2 separate regions of the Homo sapiens genome follow, and region 2 is linked to region 1. Evidence: read pairs that join two places in POLR2A ChIA-PET (ENCODE). Cell type or tissue: Caco-2. All regions are shown on one strand. Each heading gives the region's core, and the rest is flanking DNA. Links, peaks and the distances in the headings are about the cores only.

Region 1 (2,809 bases), core at 176-2,675:
ATCCAATGGACCTTTGGGGACCCCCCTTCCCTTTCAACCTGGCTGGACTGCAGCAATACCTCCTTTATTTGATCCCTGTTTATGTCCACATATGTACTGTATTATCACAGATGCAACTGATTTATCATAGAGCACTCAGAAAACATGGAAAAGTATTTTTAAAAATCGAATAATCCTATTCAAGTCAACCAGTGTTAACCCCGGTGTGCTTCCTGCCAGTCTGTTCCTCCCCATGGGAGTCACACAAAATGAAAATCTCCTAGAAAGAGAAATTCCTCTGTCCTCTGACTTCTTCACTTAGTACGCTGCGACCTTCCCATGTTGTTCAACATCCTCAACTCGGAGCGTCACTGGCTGGAGGTGGTCTATAAATGGAATTGGCTTAACTATCTCTTCACTGAAAGGTGGACATTTAGGGAGTGTCCAGTTTTCAGCTGTCATAAACAACTGCCTTAGACGGCAAAGAATTCACAGGTCAATCGTTCCCTTCGCTTTGAACTTCTTCGCAGACCGTTCACTTGACCGAAGCTGGAATTTGCTCCCGTAAATGTAGGAAATAAAGCCATCGGTTTCCACAGTGAACACGCAGTTTAGCTTGGGGATAACTGAAAAAAAAAAAAAAAAAGGCAGGAGAAAAAAAGATGAGGAAAAATATTTATTAATATTTTACTTTTAGGTAGAATATTATTCAGAACACATTGAATGAAAAAAATAAGCTAATAGGAAACGGGAAACCCACAAGGGGAGGGGCATTAGGGTTGCCTGTGGTTATTCTGCCACAGGTCAATCTAGTCACATGCTAAATGTAGCTTGGCACCTAATCTTCAGGGTCAAAGGCTATACACCAAATTCCCAGAACCAGAAAGTCCCAGAACACCTGCCAGAAACTGGTTTTCCCACATTAACTTTCAGATGGGCTCCTGGCCTTATGCTCTGTGGAGAAACTATTACACCACTTTCCGAGGTTTACAATGTGAGGTAGAAGGATATGTAGGAAAATAAGGGAAGCAACAAGAAAAACCAAGCTCAAAAATTAAAGGAAGAAGGCTGGGCGCGGTGGCTCACACCTATAATCCCAGCACTTTAGGAGGCTGAGGCAGGTGAATTACTTGAGTTCAGGAGTTTGAGACCAGCCTGTCCAACATGGTGAAACCCTGCCTCTACTAAAAATACAAAAATTAGCCGGGCGTGGTGGCGCGTGCCTGTAATCCCAGCTACTTGGGAGGCTGAGGCAGAAGAATCCCTTGAATCCGGGAGTGGAGGCTGCAGTGAGTCGAGATTGTGCCACTGCACTCCAGCCTGGGTGGAAGAGTGAGACTGTCTCCAAAAAAAAAAAAAAGAAAAATTAAAGGAACAAAACCTTCTAACTATGGTTTGATATCTCTGGATTTGTGGGTAAGGCGGGGTGTAGAAATCCTGGCTGACCCAAAGTATCTGCTAGAGCAATGCTGGCCACGGATGGAACCCAAGTGTTATCGCCAAGGACACAGCTCAGAACTCCAGGGACAGGCGCCACTCCTGTTTCTACCCTGCTGCCTGTTTGGCTACATTCCTCTGGGAGCAGCAGCCTTTGGGGCAGGTGGAGGCCCTCTCCTGGGGCCTAAACAGACCCAGGTCCCCTGAGGCACAGCCGAGCAGGTCTTCCTTCCCCTTGGCCATTTCTGGCCGGGGTTGCAGGCTGCACTGACACACACCTCTTGGGGGAGCCACGGGTGCAGGGGATGGTCTCTGCAGGCTTTAATGCAGGTTCAGCAAGTATCTGCAATCTGCGCTGACTTGAGGGGTCAAATCAAACTCTTGGAGCCTTGAGGAAAAGGCTAACGCAGTAGCTGGGAGCCACAGCCCGCAAGCAATGCCCTCAGAAACACCTACATACCTTTCAGGCGGTCTTCTTTGGTGATAATTTTGAAAATGTGCTTTGTTTCCTGTAGAAGGATTCCTGTAATACCCACATAAGAGGGGCATTTGGATTTTGTCACTGCAAAGAAAAAGGACAGTTCCAGGCTCAGGCCTCTGTGGTGCTGGGGGAACCACAGAGAAGCAGGCCTCAGGGGTTGGGGGTGCTGATCCCACCCTCTGAGCTAGCAGATGAAAGAACAGAGCACCCAGGGGGTGGGGGCTCAACAGCTGGGCCCTGATGTAACCAACAAGAATCCAGGCTTCCCCTGGGGCTTTGCAGCCTCTGGACTGTTCCTATGAGGTGTCCTTCGGAGGGTCTGTGGCCACAGGGGTCTTGGGCAGGATTCTGGAATTAAAGGTCACATATGTGCCCAGCACCATCAGGGCCCACGGGCTGGCTGCTCTGATGCAGCCAGGTCTCCCTTGCAGGATCTGCACAAACACCACCATGCACTGCCCAGGATGCTGGCTGGAACGTGAGTGTGGCTGCAGAGCTGCCCAGCAGCCAGCACTGCGAGATGAGCCACCATCACAAGCAGCAGCCCCTCCCTCGTCCTGACCCGAGCCTCAGTGTAGCGGACAGAGTCACCAAGCAGCTGTGGAATGCCTGCACCATCCTCAGGAGATGCCAGGGACACAGCACGGAAAGAGGCGGTCCTGGATCCTACTCTCACGGAGCCCGGGTTCTAGCAAGGCAGGGTGATGCACGGTGAACCACACCATTCTACTTTCTGACAGCAACGAGTGCTATGAAGAGTAGGGACAGGGCAATGTGTGGAGGGTCATGGTTTGCAATGGTAGACCCTGAGGGGAGTGGCATTGGAGCAGGGCTGAACAATGAGAAGCTGGACTGTGCACACACAGGAGAACTCCCGGGTAGAGGTAAGGAGCAGAGGCGAAGCCCTGAGGC
Region 2 (2,809 bases), core at 104-2,603, 430 kb before region 1:
AAAGAAAAGAAAGGAAGGAAGGAAGGAAGAGAAATTCCCCCATGGGCATGGGATTGACAGTCCTCCCAAGGAGCACAGGCAAGATAACCTTTTGTAAGGCAGCTGCCAGTCACATTTGAGTCCACGCTCCCTGAGACTCTCTGGGTAATATACACAGCACTGATTCCTTAACATTTAAAGGCTGTCGAAGGGACTGTTTTAAGCCTGTGCTGTGTGTCCCCACAGCACTGAAATCCCCAGTTTCCCTACCCCCACCCCCAACACAGGCACATTATATACATTTGTTTATATGGAGCTATGGCGCTGTCTTGATTGCACGGCAGTGAGGCCTGCTGATGAGGTTTGCTGTTGACATTTCAACATTAGCTGGCTTTTGTCAATTGTGGCAGCCTAAGAAATTCTATCTTAAGGGCGGCTCTTTATTAAATTTGCAAGATACAAAACTGTGACTGACAAATAGTCTCCTTTCCCTTAGCAGATGCGTAAATAACGGCCGGCAACTCTACCGTCATTGAAATGTGCTCCACATTTAAACAAAAATGTAATCGCCAAAGAGTTTTTTTTTTTTAACAAAGGATCAGGGTCCCCGACGTTTGGCTTGATGAAACATTTTCTTGATATTTTTCAACAGTTATCAGCGTGCAAATCTTTGGAGGACTTGAACGGAGGGGGAGAAGACACAGCAGTGGGGGAAGACAGAGAAAAGAACATTTCCATGAGCTTCCTTGTTCTGGGTTTTACCAAACTTTGTCACAGAATCTTCTATGCAACTCTTTTATGTGCTATCGGTGACATAATTCCTATTTCTTTCACCAGCCATTATATATGATAAATAAAACAATGCTCTGAAAACACTGCGATCTCTCATCAATGTCATTGTGAAAAGGGCCCAGATAGATGAGTTCTGGAATCACAGGCAGATGACATGGCTGGCCATGTATCATCTTCTATGTATTGAACGTAGTCTTTGTAAAGATAGAACGGTAATAAAGAGCGGTATTGTGTGCTCTGAAAGGCTGTGTGGGTCTGTGCATGACTAATCTGTCTTTCTGCATTATTTTATTCAATCTTCTCTGACTTTATGCCTTTGACATTTTTGCTACACTCAGTAAATTTGAGTGAATAGGCAATTTTAAAGAATTTTTATAGGGCTTCAGAGAAGTCATATGCAGACTGTATCTTTGTTCAAATTTAACAGTTTAAATATTTCCTTTGTCTAGGGTGCAGAGTAATCTTTAGACAAAAAAAAATGAAAGCATGCCCTAACCTTAAGATTTTAACAATGTTTCCTGTAACAGTTCAATTATTTAAAGGAAAAAAAAAAAAACCAGAAGAGCAAGCTTATGATGGAGGAGCTGCCCAACTTTCTTTATCATTTTATAAACAGGAGACTGGTCCTTCTGATGATGAAGACATTCCTTCTTTCTCCAGAATTTAGAGATGCAGAGAATGAAATTAAAGGGGATTATTTTGAAGCTACAGTTCAAATGGCCTCATTTGAACATCACCCACTTTTCCTGACTTTGTTTTGCAAGGGTAGTTGTCCATAAGTAAATAACGACTTCATTGCATGTCTTTAACTTACTGTATATGACGTTATCAGTTCATCATCTAATCTGTAACATTAGTTTGGCTAAGCACTGCATTTAAATAATTTATGCCACAGAGTAGTATGCAATAGGAACATTTTTAAAAATTATTTTCTTTGCTAAATTGTGTGGAAGTCCCCACCTGAAGTATAGCAGACTGCTACGTTTCAAGAGACACTCTACTACTTAGGCTGTTAAACGATTCAGGGGGAAAAAAAAAAAAACTGGGATTCCCTGATAATACTGTTTGGGCTGGCAGGTGCTAGTCTCATAGTTCTGGCTTATAAATACTTTTAAAAAGATTATTAAGCAATTTAAAGTAAACCTAAACTACAGATGAACCCAGCCTGATGGATTCATGTAGCCAATTACATTTTACAGTATCTATATCAAAAACATAGTCCATATTTCATTTTTATGAATCACTCCATAAGCCCACATCTAACAGGGTGACTGAGCACTTATGTTTAGTACCTTTGAGATGTTTTCAAGAAACTGGACCTCAAGATTTCCTTTTTTTGTTTTGTTTTGTTTTTTGAGACAGAGTCTCACTCTGTCACCCAGGCTGGAGTGCAGTGGCCCGATCTCAGCTCACTACAAACTCTGCCTCCCAGGCTCAAGCAATTCTCCTGCCTCAGCCTCCCTAGTAGCTGGGATTACAGGCACCCGCCACCACACCCGGCTAAATTTTTGTATTTTTAGTAGAGACGGGGTTTCACCATATTGGCCAGGCTGGTCTTGAACTCCTGACCTCAAGTAACCCAAACACCTCGGCCTCCCAAAGTGCTGGGATTACAGGCATGAGCCACCGCGCCTGGCCTAGACCTCAAGATTTTCTCAAGTGGGAAGCCAATTCTCAGTGAGACGTTTTGGACAAATGGTGACTGGCAGGTCTCACTGCCCAGCACAGCTGGACCCTAGGGCCACTTCCGGAGCAGGATGGAGCTGGGTCCAGGGCAGAAGGCAGCTTTCCTCCAGAAACCCAGGGAAGGCTAAAGGCATAGAGTTGTTAGCAGTGGCCTCTTGCAGGACCAAGCCAGCCTGCATGCAGCCTCGCTGCTCCTGGAACTTGACTGCAGGTTCCCCACCACACCCTTGAATACACAGCAGGCACCTGCAGGAAGTATAAGCAGCTCCAGAAGTCCAAGAGCCCAGTCATGGTTCACAGACAAGGAACTCATCGGTCATGCCTAGCGCTGGTGGTGTCCCCACCAAGAACA

What was found. Peaks named below come from ENCODE experiments on the same cell type or tissue, not always from the same donor. Only the 100,000 strongest peaks of a DNase experiment are listed, where the experiment ranks them.
Region 2: POLR2A ChIA-PET joins it to region 1 with 5 read pairs; 3 of 35 experiments call an interaction of 5 or more read pairs at or near these places.

The regions. Positions count from the first base shown.
Region 1 is chr19:29,613,040-29,615,848 of GRCh38, reverse strand. It overlaps POP4 (POP4 ribonuclease P/MRP subunit), which reads right to left. Exons shown (of 7, transcript NM_006627.3): 6 at 1,877-1,978; 7 at 1-605. The coding sequence ends at 469. Among named protein-coding and RNA genes, the nearest start is that of POP4, 8.2 kb to the right of the region's middle. In Caco-2, for the core only: no CTCF peak of the experiment used is centred there; a DNase peak (open chromatin) is centred at 1,565.
Region 2 is chr19:30,047,618-30,050,426 of GRCh38, reverse strand. No RefSeq gene overlaps it. Among named protein-coding and RNA genes, the nearest start is that of URI1, 110 kb to the right of the region's middle. In Caco-2, for the core only: no CTCF peak of the experiment used is centred there; no DNase peak of the experiment used is centred there.